Regions from separate parts of the Homo sapiens genome. Here region 2 is linked to region 1. Evidence: chromatin loops called from intact Hi-C (ENCODE). Cell type or tissue: adrenal gland. All regions are shown on one strand. Each heading gives the region's core, and the rest is flanking DNA. Links, peaks and the distances in the headings are about the cores only.

What was found. A loop is a pair of places that touch in the nucleus more often than their neighbours do. Peaks named below come from ENCODE experiments on the same cell type or tissue, not always from the same donor. Only the 100,000 strongest peaks of a DNase experiment are listed, where the experiment ranks them.
Region 2: a loop joins it to region 1, with 7 times the contacts of the local background. A loop is called at or near these places in 18 of 110 quality-filtered maps.

The regions. Positions count from the first base shown.
Region 1 is chr9:94,852,814-94,861,157 of GRCh38, forward strand. All of the region lies in intron 5 of AOPEP (aminopeptidase O (putative)), which reads left to right. Among named protein-coding and RNA genes, the nearest start is that of MIR2278, 47 kb to the left of the region's middle. In adrenal gland, for the core only: no CTCF peak of the experiment used is centred there; no DNase peak of the experiment used is centred there.
Region 2 is chr9:94,903,228-94,911,571 of GRCh38, forward strand. The region is part of intron 5 of AOPEP (aminopeptidase O (putative)); the gene reads left to right. Among named protein-coding and RNA genes, the nearest start is that of AOPEP-AS1, 38 kb to the right of the region's middle. RefSeq lists an enhancer at 7,435-7,604. In adrenal gland, for the core only: no CTCF peak of the experiment used is centred there; DNase peaks (open chromatin) are centred at 4,354, 4,994, 6,934, 7,184 and 1 weaker place; H3K27ac peaks cover 1,710 bases.

The sequences.
Region 1 (8,344 bases), core at 72-8,071:
TGTTAATCACTTTGTCTTGGCTAGTATTTGGTCAGCTGAGTGCAGTTCACCTCAGCTGATATATTTTTCCATTATCTGCCATTCTTATTCACAAATTTTCATTGATTATAGGTATTCTACGCCAATTCCAAAAAATAGCTCAATGGCTCAGTGTTGAAGGGCAAAAGCAGAGATAGAATGAATCGAGTAAATATTAGAATTCATAAAAATATTAGAACTATAGTGACTAGGACCACAGTACAGATATAGAAATGTATATGTTGTGGATGAGACAAATGATTCCTTTGAGTAGAATGATTTAACACAAACAGCCAAAAAAGGAAAAAATAATTATTACTATATGAAATTAGATTTTATTGAACAAGGCTGGGCGCAGTGGCTAATGCCCCTAATCCCAGCAGTTTGGGAGGCCGACGTGGGCAGATCACTTGAGGTCAGGAGTTTGAGAGCAGCCTGGTAAACATGGTGAAACCCTATCTCCACTAAAAATACAAAAATTAGCCGGGTGTGGTGGTGTGTGCCTGTAGTCCCAACTACTTGGGAGGCTGAGGCAGAAGAATTACTTGAACCTGGGAAGTGGAGGTTGCAGTGAGTTGAGATTGCGCCACTGCACTCCAGCGTGGGCAACAGAGTGAGACTCCATCTCAAAAAAAAAAAATTATCGAACAAGCAGTCCATTCAGTCTCACCTCACTCACTGTGTACTGTCCTTTTATCAGATGGTGACATGAAGTCATGAAGCTTTTCTATTATTTTTAAACACAAAGATAAACCTATTGTTTCCAGAACATATCCAAAATAGTGGTTTTTCAAAGTGAGATTTGAAAATGTTGAATTTGAGATTCTACAGTGATATCAGAAATTAGGTAAAAATGTCAGAGGCAATATTCAGAGCTCTACTCCACACAGAGAAAACAAGGTACAAGTCGCACTACTATTGGAAAGCTTAGTAAGATTAGCTTTGACGTTAACGATGAGTTTAATGTGCAGAGAAAGCAGAATAGGGTATTCTTCATCAGACAGATATTGTATAATATCCATGGTACACGCATGGAGAAGCAGTTACTCTCATAGGTACATGCTAGCAGAGCTTTTACTTCACACTTGGGCAGAACCAGTGATGGGCAGATTATCAATCACCTCTTAGCACATGCGCAGCACTTATGTGAAAGGGAATTGCCTGATGAGTTTTTGTTCAATGAAAACCCACATCGTAAGAGAAGACTGCTTTGTTTGATTTGGTTAATGATTATATTGTGAGTCATGAAGGAGAATGAAAAAGGTAAGTTGGGTCAGTGGCAACCAGTAAGAAAGGACAAAAAGGACATTGTTACATGACTCAGAAGTTGCATTAGAATATGGTGGACGGCAGTATTTTATTTTCAGAGAGCAGGTGGTGGTCTGTACTGTGCCTGCTGACACTGTAGTTGAAAGGAATTGTGAAAATGTGACAATTTCTTATAAAAATGAAGAAAATGGGCAGCAAGTCATGTACTGGAGGCAAAGGTGCCTCATGAAAGATTTTGGAATGTGGTATGAATTAAAAACATGACACTGAACAGTGTCTCTAAAGGCCATTTCTATTATTTAGGTGGCTTTCTCAAATGATGTGCTATTTTAAGGCTGAACATTAAGATTTTTAATGCTAAGCACAAGAAATCCTGTTATAGGTATGTGAGGGCAGAGACCATCTTCTGGTTTCCAGCTGTATCCCTAGTGCCAAGCAGTGTCACCAGTAGCTACTAAATATTTGCTGAATGAATGGATTTTTATTCCTTAGTCAAAGAACTAATGACATACTATAGGTTATGTTTTAAAACGACATCCAAATGCTAAAACATGCTTGCTAACTGCAACCAAAAGCAGGTTACACATCTATTTGTTGATTTCTCTTCCCCGATGGAACATTTAACCCAGCCTTCTAGCTCTTGAATTTAATATGCCCATCAATTTATGTTTACCATAATAAACATGAAATCACCTCATAATTTGTAGGACTATGTTGGATCGGAACATCCAAATGTATCTGACAGAGGCACCAAACGAGCTCTACATATGAGTTAGGATGTTCTAACTTAGAAGAAACAAAAAGTAAGAAAATGAACTACCTGGAGGACAACTCAAACTGTTTGTCATTATACATGTAACAAGCATGTATAAAATGTCAGATTCTATACATACTCTAAACAGTACTGTAAACAGTATCATCCTGCTCATAGATATGAACCTATTCTTTAAAATAATTTTAGAATTAGCATATTTTATTTTATTTATTTTTGTTTTGAGACAGAATCTCATTCTGTCACCCAGGCTGTCGTGCAATGGTATAATCTCGGCTCACCACAACCTCTGCCTCCCAGATTCAAGCGATTCTCCTACCTCAGCCTCCTGAGTAGCTGGGACTACAGGCGTGTGCCACCACGCCTGGCTAATTTTTGTATTTTTAGTAGAAACGGGGTTTCGCCACATTGGCCAGGCTGGTCTTGAACTCCTGACCTCAGGTTATCTGCCCACCTTGGCTTCCCAAATTGCTGGGATTACAAGTGTGAGCCATCAGGCCTGGCCGTGTTTTAGTTTATTATTTAGAAATTGTGGGCCAGGTGCGGTGGCTCACGCCTGTAATCCCAGCAGTTTGGGAGGCTGAGGCGGGCGGATCACCTGAGGTCGGGAGTTCGAGACCAGCCTGACCAACGTGGAGAAACCCTGTCTCTACTGAAAATACAAGTTAGCCAGACGTGATGGCGCATGCCTGTAGTCCCAGCTACTCGGGAGTCTGAGGCAGGAGAATCGCTTGAACCTGGGAGGTGGAGGTTGTGTGTGGTGAGCCAAGATTGCGCCACTGCACTCCAGCCTGGGCAACAAGAACGAAACTCTGTCTCAAAAAATAAAAAAAAGAAAAAGAAATTGTGGGGCATCTTGTTTTTAATTTGCCTAGAACTGGTGGTTCGCATGTGGGTCAAATGCTCATTAAGCTTGATAAATGATGACCTAGAAATAGAGAAAATATATAAATTATCCTTATGTAACCTACATTATACAAAGTCACAGGTGTCCTCTTCTTAGATTCTGGGGTGAGACTGAAAGAATATATATAACAAAGGACAGGCATGCTCCTATTATCAGATGTCACCATTGAGGAAACATTAGAATAAGAACCCCAGCAATGGGACTTATACGTAGGTTTCTTGCCTGGGGTTGCTCACACCCTATGTTCTATCTACTGAGGCCACAAAGCAGCTTTTCCAGGCATCAGCTCTAGGGTGGAGGCACAGCAGCAGAGAGCTTAATGGCCCTGACCACGAATGGCTGGGAATGTGCCATGTCTGTGCATTTGACTCAGGCCACGTGTTCATAGACCAGCATGCACACGTCCACACCTGCTGAGTGTCTGTACTCAGGTATAGTGTTAGCACAGGTTTTTTTCTTCAGTGTGGCGGGTAAGGACTCAGGTATAAAAGCTAGGTAGTCTCAGTAAAAATAATTGGGCCAAATAGCTATTTACTACCCATGAGATCAAGGAGACGCCAGGGTAAAAGAGGCAGCAGAAGGCCGGGTGCGGTGGCTCACGCCTGTAATCCCAGCACTTTAGGAGGCTGAGGCGGGCGGATCACCAGAGGTTGGTAGTTTGAGACCAGCCTGACCAACATAGAGAAAACCTGTATCTACTAAAAATACAAAATTAGCCAGGCATGGTGGTGCATGCCTGTAATCCCAGCTACTTTGAAGGCTGAGGCAGGAGAATCACTTGAACCCGGGAGGCAGAGGTTGTGGTAAGCCGAGATCGTGCCATTGCACTTCAGCCTGGGCAGCAAGAGTGAAACTCCGTCTTAAAAAAAAAAAAAAAAAAAAAAGCAGGTAGATGATGAGGGGTGGCATTTGTGTAAATGTCGTATTACAAAGAATTGGTAAAAAGCAATTTGGTTGAAGCGACTCATAGGATAGATTCATAGTGCTTAAACATTAATTGGCCTATAAGAAATAAAAGGTAGCTTGTCATTCATTATTTAAGCTGGTAGACACACCTCTAGCATCTGAAATAAACATGGAGAGGCAAAGAGTTCGCTCATGGCCCAACAGACAGTACTAGAAGAGGGTCTAAAAGGCCCAAATTTGGATCACAGCTTGGCCACTTACCAGGTGCTTGTCCTTGGGGACGTGACCTAACCTGTTTTTGCCTCAGTTTTTCGTCTATAAAATGGGGCTGTTGAACTTAAAAGTTCTTTCCTGCTCTGGACATATTATTGTAAGTGAAGTACTTTAAAGTTTTTCTAACTGCTTTCCAAAGCTGCTCTGGGCTCTCTGAAAAAATATCTTTGCTCAGGACATTTTCTTACATGGAAATATCCTCACCCTTCTGTCTCTGTGAAGATTCAGCAACCTGAAGTCAGCTCACCTAGTTTCCTCAACCATCTTTTCTCTATCCCTCTCATCATAGAGTTCGTGTTATGTTCTCTTATAGCAGTTCTTATGATCGTCATTTCTTCAACCATGTTTTAACTGCTGCGAATTCACCTCATGTATGTTCATCTTAAACTGCAGAGCCATATTGACAACAGCTTTGGAAATTTCCGATTTGCTTTGGTAGGATTAATCTCCAACGACTTAATATTCCTTTCCCATCTGGAAACTGGATGGAATAATAGCAAGATGGCTGCTCTGGTAGGAGCGCATTTTCCTTGTCTTCTGGGAGGAGAGATTGAGAGTATGTTAAAATGTTTTTCTTCTCAGTGTATCTCACCTTGTAAATATTATTTGACTTCTTAGGATGTTAAAACAAGCCATTAAAATTTATATTTCTACCTATCTATCTTATAAAATTACAGATTGTCTTCAAGCAGAGTGAGTTAACGGTATTTCAAGCCAAACCCCAGTATATGATGCAGAACAAGGACCCAAAGTGAGGCTGAAAGGTGAACTTGCAAGTACAGGCTTATCATTTCATGGAATGTGATTATTTAGCTATTTTAAAGCAGTTGCTTATCTACTACAGGTTACTTATTGTATGGCAAAAATGAAAACACAGATCTCTGTGGATCCAAAAACATTTTGGAAGCTATGTTAAGACATCATTTACGTTGGTTTTCACGTAAGTGCTGGGCTTTGAAGCATTTTTTATTTTTTTAAGACACAGGATCTCACTGCGTACACTGGCGTACCCTGGTGTGATTATAGCTCACTGCAACCTCCAACTCCTGGGACTAAGCAAGTCTCCCAGCTCAGCCTGTAGCTGAGCTACCACGTCTGGCCTGAAGCATTTCTAGTTCTAGTTTGAAAAAAAAAAAAAACAAAAACACATTTAGAACCCTGGTTAATTGTTACATCGTTTTGTCTTCCGATTTTCCGATTCCTCAATGCTGATTCTTGGCCTAGGGTATGTATAGTGGAAATGGTGCTAAGAATGGAGGTGCTGTGTTTATCTGTGTCTGAAATATCTGGCGCTGTACAGATGGGGGAAGTAGGGAGTAAAACCTTTCCAGATGTAAACCTCTGTGTTTTAGCAAAATAACGTTATGGATTCTATATTAGTTTCCTGTGTCTGCTGTAACAAATTAACACGAACTTGGTGACTTAAAACAATGGAAATGGATTCTGTCACAGTTCTGGAGACCAGAAGGCTGAAATCAGTACGACCAGTAGGCTAAAATCAAGGTGGCAGCAGGGCCACACTCCCTCCTGAGATTCCAGGGGAGAATCTTATTCCTTACCTCTTCCAGCTTCTGGTGGCCACTGATGTTCCTTGGCTTGTGGCCACATCACTCCAGTCTTCAAAGCCAACATCGCCAACATCTTTGCTATGGACTGAATGTTTATGTCCCTCCCAGAGTTGATGTGTTTAAATCCTAACTCACTGATGTGATGGGATTAGGAGGTGGGGCCTTTGGGAGGTGATTAGGTCATGAGGGTGGAGGGTGGAGCCCTCATTAATGCTATAAGTGCTTTATAAAACACACTGAGGCTGGGCTCGGTGGCTTACACCAGTAATCTCAGCACTGTGGGAGGCCAAGGCGGGCAGATCACCTGAGATCAGGAGTTGGAGACCCGCCTGGCCAACATGGTGAAACCCTGTCTGCTGGGTGTGGTAGCGGGTGCCTGTAGTCCCAGCTACTCAGGAGGCTGAGGCAGGAGAATGGTGTGAACCCGGGAGGCGGAGCTTGCAGTGAGCCAAGATTGCAGCACTGTACTCCAGCCTGGGCGACAGAGCGAGACTCCATTTCAAAAAAAAAGAAGACCTGGAAGTGGAGGTTGCAGTGAGCTGACTGTGCCACTGCACTTCAGCCTGGGCGACAGAGTGAGACTCTGTCTCAAAGCAAAAAGACACAAGAGCTTGTTTTCCCTCTCTGTTCTTTACCATGTGAGGATGCAATGAGAAGGCAGTCATCTGCAAACCAGAAAGAGGGTCTTCAATAAGAACCTGACCGTGCTAGCATACTGATCTCACATTTCCAGCCTCCAGAAGTGTGAGAAATAAATTTCTGTTTATAAGCACCCAGTCTGTGGTACTTTGTTCTAGCAGCCTGAACTAAGGTCATCTTCAAATCTCTGTCGGCACTGTCTTCACATCCCCATGTCCTCTGTCTGCCAAATCTCCCTTTGCCTGCCTCTTACAAGGACATGTGTGATTGCATTTAGGGCCCATGCAGATAATCTAGGATAATCTGACTAACTCAAGATCCTTATTAACTTCATTACATCTGCAAAGACCCATGCTTGCTTTTCTTTTTTTCCCATAGAAGGTAACATTCACAGTTCCAGGAATTAGGATATGAATATCTTTTGGGGAGCTGTTTTTCAGCCTTTCACAGACTCTATTTGTTCCATATGAATCAAGTAAGCATCAAGGCTTACTGCCTCTTATATCTTCTCTCAGCCTATTCCATCCTGGTGTGATCTGAGTTAAGGGCATGGGCTTTGGGGTCAGCTAACCTGTGTTGGAATCTCTTCTGTGCTACTTACTTATTCTAGGTCTTGGGCATATTGCTTAAGTTCTTTATGCTTTTGTTTGCTCATCTGTAAATGACAGGCACTATTATACTCAAGTTTTCTGTAAACTAATTGATAAATAAATTCAGCAGACACTTATTTAGGGCGTCCTATGTACTGAACACTAAATTCTTCGGCTACAGTGATGAACAAATAGAGACAGTCCCTGTCTTCAAGGGGCTTATAGTCTGGTTGGGGAGATAGATAGTTATTAAACAAATATTCTCAAAAATGGAGTACGACAAACTGGTCAGTCCTGTGTGGGAGGAATGCAGGGTTAGAGGAAACACTCCTGGCAGGGCCTTGGGGCAGGTGCCTCTGAGGCAGTGATGTAGAAGCTGAAACCTGAAGGGCAGTGGAACGTGAGCCAGGCCAGGAGTAGGAAGAAGGGCATATTATACAGGAGGACAGGCTGTGATTGGAAGCAACTTGGAACTTTGGAGGACCCGAAAGAAGTGTTCATGGAATTTAGTGACCTATGGGAAGATTGGCGTGAAATGAGATTGGCAGCATCATAAGGGCGTCAGACCAAGCAGGGCCTCATATAAATCTGAGCTTCATTCTGAGCGTATTGGGAAGCCCAGCAGGTTTAAGCAGTGGCAAGGGTGGGGACGGGGTGGGCAGGTCGTGACCTGGCTTATGTTTTGACAAGATTGCTCAGGTTTCTGGTTCTAGAATGAAGCGACAGGAGTAGTGGCAGTGGAATGGTGAGATGAGATGATGTGTGGCCGCAATCCAGGCAGGAGATGAAGGTGGCTTAGACCTGGGTGGAGAGGGTGCTGGTGGGGAAAATTGGAGAGTTCCAAGATATGCTCTGGAGAATGCAGGACTTGAGAGTTTTATATGGGGAGATGATGAGGAAGAGGGAGATGTCAAGGGTGACTCCCGAGTTTCTGGCAGAAGCCGCTGGATGGATGGGTGCTCCATTGACTAATGTGGGGAGGACAGGAAGAGGAGCAGATTAGGAGAAAAGATTCTGAGTTCTCTGTACATGTCAGGTTTAAGAAGCCACTTAGCACAGTGCCTGACACAGAGCACACCATAAATAGTAGATTTTAGTAGCTTCTAATTCTGTCCATTTCAAAGTCATAATTGACCGTTGAGTCAGGAGACTTGGGTTCTAGCTCTGGCTAGTCCATGTTAGATAAATAAACCTCTTAGGGCATCAGTGTCCTCATCTACAAATTGGGGGCAGTCAGATTCGGTGCTTTTTGCGGTTTCTTTCAGCTTCAGTGTGCTGACAATGCTATGAGATTCTTTGGTCTTGACCACCTGGAATCCACTGTGGCCAGCTGGATCTGCTTCAGAGGGGCTGATGAACCAGAACTCTGCATATGGATGGCAGTTTCTGGTGGAAGCTGACG
Region 2 (8,344 bases), core at 174-8,173, 51 kb after region 1:
CTACCTCAACCTCCCAAAGTGCTGGGATTACAGGCATGAGGCACCATGCCTGGCCTTAAAACCTTTTCTTGATAGCCTTTTGCATTTCAGGTTTCTTGAAGTATCTCTGCTTGTTTGCTTCTGTTTCAAAGATCATAACAGGCAGCAGGCCCCATTGTGGGGGAAAGTGGTAGCAAATGGATCTGTGATAGCAGGTGTCATCCTCATCATCTCTTTACAGTAATCGAATTGGTTGAAGATACATGGAAATCCAACTAGATACACTTGTAAAAATATCACCTGCCAGTGCAGTGGCTCACACTTATAATTCCAGTACATTGGGAGGCTGAGGTGGGAAGATTGCTTGAGGCCAGGAGTTCAAGACCAGCCTGGGCAATGTAGCAAGACTCCATCTCTAAAAAAAAAAAAAAAACAGTTTTCAAGTTTGCCTGGGTGTGGTGGCATGCACCTGTAGTCCTTGCTTCTTGGAGGACTGAGGCAGGAGGATTACTTGAGCCCAGCAGTTCAAGGTTACAGTGAGCTAATTAGCTGGGTGTGGTGGTGGGTACCTGCAATCCCAGGGAGGCTAAGACAGGAGAATTGCTTGAACTCAGGAGAAGGAGGTTGCAGTGAGCTGAGATTGCTCCATTGCACTCCAGCATGGGCAACAGAGTGAGACTCTGTCTAAAAAAAAAAAAAAAAAAAAGTTCAAAAAATGTTTAAAAAGTTACAGTGAGCTATGATTGTGCCACTGCATTCCAGCTTGGGTAACAGAGCAAGACTCTGTTTCTTAAAAAAAAAAAAAATTACTAAAACATTTGTGATTGCCATTTGATGACTACATACCGTAACTACTCAATTTTGCCTTCCTTTCATGTGAATAGTGTCCTTTGCTGCATCTGCATTTGAGCTGCCCAAGAGCCCAACTAAATTAATCCCTCCAGAAGTAAAGGAGATGAAATCAACCAATCTGAGGAAAGCCTGACCAAGGCATTCATGTATCAAAAAGATATGGAATACCTACCCACTGCATACATGATACTAGAAATCCTACAGCTTCCCTGCACAGTGGCTGTGGTTTTCATTTATATGAAACTGAGGCCAGAGAGGTAAAGAACTTGGCCTGAAGTCACATGGGGCACTGGGTATTATTTGAAGCAGTTTTTTTCAAAAAAGTCACGGAGAAACATTACTCAGAGCCTCTCCCTCACACCCTGCAGATAGAGCTCTGAATCTCGGCATCTGTGAGTTGTTTCTTTTGGGCTTTTTAAAAAGTCTTCCAGAATTGTGGAATGGGATAGTTTCAGTTAAAATATCTGTTTTTGAAAATCATGACCAATAATAAAAATCAAGAATGTCCTATTACATATTTCATACCTTTAAGAATTTTGTTTTGCTCTAATTGGTCTTATTGGATTAAATGATTTCTAAAGTCTTCTCTGGGACTTCACTTTTGTGTTTCAAGTTTCTTATCCATCTGAAAGCCATATATTTGGGTTAAACCAAATTATTAGCAATAGGTATCTTTGTAGAATTTCTAGTAGTTTGGAAGGAGTTGAATGTACTAGAATCATAGCACGTATTTCAGCTGCTTTATTAGCAGTCTAGCTAAGGGGAGTTTATTGTTCCAGTTTTAGTCATTATAATACAGCCCTGTTTAATATTGCATGATCTGTGGGTTGCCATAAACTTGGTACAAATTGGAGTGCTGATATAACATGAAATGAAGCGCCTTGTCTGAATGTTGCTTTTGTTTTGCATTTAACAAATTAGTATGTTGACATTTGTCACTGATGGATTTCATTATTTGCTGAAAGGGTTTTAGGGGGTTTGACAGCATGAATGGTTTGTCTTACAGACTTTTGAGAATTGATAAAAGCATCTTTGTTCTTTGTACAAAAGCACAACAGATATCGTATTGATGGACACACAAAAAGGGATGGCTTGTGTAGCTGCAACATAAAATAAACCAAGAAAATAATTTTCGAGTTGCTACTTACTCTTTTATGTGATTTCTTCTTCTCATCCTTTTTTTCCTGATAAAAGAATGAGTTTCGTTCATCTCAATAACAAGCTCAAGAGCAATCAATAATCTTTCAGTAAAATTAAAATATTGGCTTCTTTATGCTCCACTTACATATCGTTTAAGGAGGATTATTTTAAAACATTATAAACACAGTTATGGTTCAGATTGCATTAAATAACTGTTCCACGTCCTCAGATAACAGAGGTGAGATGGGGGAGCAGGAAACTAAGAGTTCCGTAAAATAAGGAAAAGGACTAAAATTTTGATTTCAAATTCTAGTTTTATCAAAATGGTAAATATGCATGTTCTTCTGTCATTTTTTTTTGTTATATTTAGAGGGATAGCCTCATCATTCAAATGTACCTTCCTGTACATATCATGGAGCCCTTATTGGAGGTTGCTCACCTCACGCTTTTGCCCCAATCTTGTTAAAATCTGTTATAAAGTATGCTCTGGGAAACACATGCACACACACTCACACTCACAGAGGACTTCCAGTAAAAGCCTTGCTAGAAAGCTACAAACAATGAAATCTATCAATGATCAGATGATAACACCCATCACTAACAACTGCCAACACTCAGACTAAAGCAGTCAAGACACTGAGGGAACCATCCATCATCCCTGTCATTTCTGCAGGGAGTGCAGAAGGGGCTGGGGGGAGGGGGCCGGGGCCCTGTAGTGGACAGAAGTGACAGCAGATCATGCAGCAGAATGCAGATCCAAACATGACCTCCAGTATCTACTGTGAAAATTTGTGGGAATCAAGACAGGGAAAGAAACGAATAACTTAATAAAGAATAAAAAAGTAAAGAATTTTGTTTATTGGTTGGGCATGGTAGCTCACACCTATAATCCCAACACTTTGGGAGGCTGAGGTGGCAGGATCACTTAAGCCCAGGAGTTCAAGACCAGTCTGGTCAATATAGTGAGACCCTGTCTCTGGCTGGGCACAGTAGCTCACACCTGTAATTCCAGCAGTTTGGGAGGCCGAGGTGGATGGATCACTTGAGCCCAGGAGATCGAGACCAGCCTGGGCAACATAGCGAGACTCTGTCTCTACAAAAAAAAAAAAATGTAAAAATTAACTGGGTGTGGTGATGCATGCCTGTAGTCCCAGCTACTCAGGAGGCTGACGCGGGAAGATTGCCTGAGCCAAGGAGGTCAAGGCAGCAGTGAGCCACTGTACTCCGGCCTGTGTGACAGAGTGAGACCCTGTCTGAAATAATAATAATAATAATAATAATAATAAAAAAACAGACCCCCTCTCTATAAATATAGATTTTAATAAAATTAACCAGGTCTCAGCTACTCAGTCCCAGCTACTCAGGATGCTGAGGTAGGAGGATTGCTTGAGCCCAGGAGTTCAAGGTTACAGTAAACTACGATTGTGCCACTGCACTCCAATCTGGGTAACAGAGTGAGACCTTGTCTCTAAAAACTTAAAAAATATTTTTGTTTATTGAATGTCTCTTCCTGCTACACTGTGACCTCCCTAAGGACCCCAGTCCACATCAGTTTGGTTTGCTAATGTATCCCAAGCCCCCAGGACAGAGCATGGCAATGTAGGCTCTCAGTTAATATTTGCTGAATCAATGAATGGTGCAGCAGCACTGTCCACCTTCTATGTCCTGTTTGCCCAACCCAGTCTTGGACTTAGGTGTGTGTTCCCTGAATGGAATCACCTGGTGACCCACAGACACAGAGCTGTTCCCCCCATGTGTACATCCAGCTGATACTAGAAAGGAGAGGTGGGCCCGAGTTTTGGCTCTGCTGCATCACTGGCTTGCTGTTCCAGGTCGGAATTTTCCTCTTTCTGAGCCTTTGTTTCTCACCCGAAGGGAACAAAAGGCCACCACCCTCACAAAGCTGTTGAGATTCAATGAAAAAGAGAGGAAAGATGGATATGAAGGGCCCCTAGAAATAAGGACATTACTAATTTCCTAAGGAAAGTACAGTCTTATGAGTGACATCACCGTATTTTAAAATCAGACACATTGGTTTCCTGCAGACACAGGGAAGACCCACACCTGCAGGCATGTGTGGAGCATGTGAACAACTCTGCTCTTTGATTTTGGCATGCTGCTTCTCGGGCTTCTCTAGAAAGGAGAAAACTGAAGAACTGAGAGACCCAGAGGCTGGTGTCCAGATCAAGTGCAGCTGCCATGTTTCAAGGAGAGCCGTCTTCTGTGTGTACACAGTGTTGGCCTCAGAGACCAGCCAGGAGAAGGCTGGCTGGGCACAGAGTCAAGCATCAGGACACAGAGTCATGCATCAGGTTGTTTTCCGCGGGGAAAGGTGTAAGGAGGAAAGGGCTGCCTGTTTTTTTGCCCCTTTACACACATGCATGTGTGCACACACATGCACACCCTCCCCCACACCAGTCTTCCCCAGAGCCTCTTCCAAAGCAACATCTCCAGCCTCGGGGTATCAACATTAGAGTGCAGTTCTCCTTCCAGGCATCTGGGAGCCTCCCTTGCAGCAACCCCTCTTCAGACTAGAATTCGAGGCATGTCCCTCTCAACAGCTGACCAAGGTGCAGGCAGCTAGCTAGCTTTGTGAAGGCAGCGTGGCCTACAGGGTGGGCTACCCTGCAAATTTAAGGGCAAGATTAGTCCCCAGTCTTCGCTGGGCCTCTTTCCTCATTTGCTCTCTGGAGGTGGAGGTTACTCTAAGTGCCCTTCAAATTCCTTTCCAGCTCTATTCTTTGAACTGCTGGTTTCTTCCTTTCCAACTTATGGAAATTATTTTCCTCACTTTTCCTGAGAGGGGAAGTATAAGACACCAGGCTGTCTCTGACAACTGCCAAAGTGGCCGTTTTTTAATGGAAAGTCAGCTTCCTTCTCAGGTTGCTTAACAGAGCAGAAGCTTCTCGAGAACAGAGAAGCCTAATGTTTCCCTCTGGTTTTTTGACGTCAGTTGCCTGTGGGTGGGTTCCCATCCGCTGCCACCTCTCCAACCACACTAAATTTTATTGCGCAGATTTTAAAAACACACCTTGGTGTGGCAGGCCACCGAAAGAAGCGATTTAGCCCAGGAGCCCTGCTGTTAAGCTGTGGCAGAGAGAGCTTTGGTCCAGTCTCTGACTGTGCCAGGATCCCATCCCACAGAGTAAATCCTCCATCCTCCCCTTGTTGGCCCCTCACCAATAAAAGCGGAATGTTCACTTTACACTATCTCCTGGGGGATTTGAAGAATCAATTCTGAACACTGACTTGAAAGCACTTATCCCTCTAAGAGTATAAGAAGTGGGGAAGGGAAAAGGGAGCTAACATTTGTGGGATGTTTGCTGCGTGCCAGGTACTGGGCTGGCTGCTTGACTTTCATTCTTTCCTTTAACTCTGCTTTGTAATCATCATACACAAAACCGTCAAATGGTTTAGGCTGCTGAGAGTCTAAAGCTTATCAAGAAGACAGTGACCATGCAGAGGTAGAGAGGGGAAACCAGACCTCCCATAAACCCCCAGGAAGCTAAATATCTTTGGCATACTTGACACCACCCATGCAAAGTTTAAAAATCTAATTATGTCCATTTGCAATGCACAGATAAGGGGCACTGGAAATATATTCACCAATACAAATATGTTGGTGCTTTCAAATGTCAGAAGAGTTCAGCCGAGTGCTGCAAATCTCGTCACTGATAAATAACAGACATGTTCATCTTATTCCAATATTTTCCTTTCTAACTTAAAAATAACTTTGTCATTTCTCCTAGTATGTTTTGAGGTGATTAGTCTTAAAATGTGTCATAGGTGGTAAATTCAGGAGAACTGAACTTGGCCTCCAAAATAAGCAATGTTCCCCATGACATTATGGAATAAAAACACACACTTGCTTTGGTTTTGCCTGGTTTGAGGCTTCGTAACGTGAGCAGCGTTCACAGTGAGTCCGTGAATGGAAATCACGCCACACAGGAGCTGTGACTCAGGCCTGTTCTCCGAAGGGGTGAGGTGATGGCTATTAATATTTAATTTCATATACTGTAGTGTTTGCAGAAGCAAACATGCTGTAGTTAAGGTTACGCGCATTGAGCGTCAGCATAATCCAGTTTTTCTTTCCGCCAGGCTTTTTTCACACAGATGTGTTCAACCCAAAGGTGAATTTTTGGAGCCTTAAAAAAAAAAAAAAAAAAAAAAAGAATGAGAAAATTTGAAAACAATTAGGTAAACCATTATGGTTATACAACTGTGAAAAGATGACAGCTTTTATACTTAGAAAATAGTATGAAATGTTTTCTTTTCTTTGTTTGTTGTTATTTTCCTCTCACATGAAACTGGTCAACCAACCACCAAAACAAAGAAAAGGAACGATGAGGCTGAAACTTAAGGGTAGCCATTTGTCAGCAGAAGTAAAGGCCAAGTATTCCCAGAGAGAAGGCATCGCAGTCAACTGCTGTGACGTGTGTGACGTCCATCTCAAAAGCCTGTGTGAATGTAACTACACAGGGTGGCATACGCTGATGTCTGCCCTAGATCCCCACAAGCCTCTAGCTTGGGGTGAGTCACCAGTTTCAGGCAAGGGGTGTCTGTTGGTTCTGAGGTGACTGGGCCTTTGTAAAAGAGCTTTGAAGGAAATACCTTGCAGACTTAAACGGCTGTCATGAGTCCGCCATGGCACACAGCAGCTCCCACCCCATGGATGAAGGCTGCAGCTCGCTGGGTCTTGCTTTCTCATCTGAGAATGGGAGGGGGTGGGGCCTCTAAGAGCCCTTCTGGATCGAGTGTCTGGGGATTCCAGAACCAGCCCCACTCCTTCCCAAGGTTCAGCGCTAGCACATCCATACTCCCCAGACTGTCTCCCCCATTTCGGTTGCGGCAAGACTGCTGTGAGCCAGAGCTATGCAGGCGTTTGAATCGCGGGTCCCTGCCTAGATGGACACTTCTTCCCCTTAACTAGTTTTCTCCCTGGCAGCCCTCCGTCCATTCTCACCTTTCCTCCTCACCTCTAGTCCTGCATTAGAAGCAGCCGGTTCTCCTTCCCAGAGCCCTCCCTGGCAGATTGTGAACCGACTAGGCCATGCCTCTTCACCTGTGGAGAGTGGCTCTGAAGCAGGGTACTCTCTCTTACCCTGGGCCCTGCACTCCAGTGCAGAAGCATCCAGCACCTGTGGCAGACTGGTCATCTGAAACCTTGCTACCCGGGTAGGACCCCAGCTTCCTTGTCCTCTGGCTTCCGAGCGAGGACTGGGTCTCGGGCAGCCTTGCAGCACGCAGCACATCAACCGCGGATCTTCTTGGGCTCCCTCAAGGGTGGGACCTAATGCTACTCCAGTCTCCCTGCTGTGGGCACGCCTCTGCCTTTGCTGTTGACTTGAGGATGTGCTTTTAACCTATTGCACCTGGCTTCACACTGAGTGGGCAAAGGACAGAGGGCCCACTGGTCGAGGGTCCAGCTCTTTCGGAGGACAGCAGGACGTCTTTTGCCCCAGGGCCATCCTCTGCACTTTTATATGATGAGGTGCAGCAGTGTTTCTAATTCTCTGTTGCTTGAGAAGTATGGACATTTCCCTAGATCTTTTGGCAGTTCCTAACACATCTGCAGAGAAGGATCTTGGGGGAGGGGCCAGTCTATTAGGATGAGCCATATGAAATTGCCCATTTTTTGAAGTTGGAAAGGGTCACTTATTGCATTTTATGTAGTTCAACTTAAAGGTCAAAAAGGTGGAGGAATGTCTGGGCCTCCTCGTGATGTTATGTTTACCTAATAAGCATCCTGGGGTTTTGCCTAGGGTTTATGATACAGTATCTGTGTCTATAGCAAAGAGTATTATTGTAGATACTGTCATTACTACTTAAGGTATTATCACTACTGCTACTTGAGCTCACTTTAGAAACAATTGATAGAGATAGAGGGAAGACTGTCTATCCCCTGGAAGACCCCAGTACCTCAGTCCTGGGCCCTGGTCTTTCCCTTTGGAACTAGTGGTTTAAAATGAGCTCTCCTTTACCTCCATTCTTGTCTTCCCTGCTTTGAAACAGGACACCTCTGGCCAGTGGGCTTCCTTTTGGAGATAAGAGATGTTGGGTGATCAATGGCCTCAGACAATGTAGCTGTCACAGTTTCATTTTTAAAATGTCATGGTGATAAAAACAGCCATTTGCTAATAAAAAGGGTGGGATTCATTGCCTAGTGGCATTCACATCCATGCTGTCATTGTCTAACCCAGATTTCTCAGAGCAGCCACTGGCTTGGTGTCGTAGCTGAATGATGTCACTTCAAGCATCACGTAATTTTCCAGCTGGCTAGGATGGAAAAGGGGTTTATTATTGTGGCATGTTTTTCACAGCGTCTGAAAAAAAGTGAAGCAGACAGGGATATATGACAGGATTGGTTCTGTTT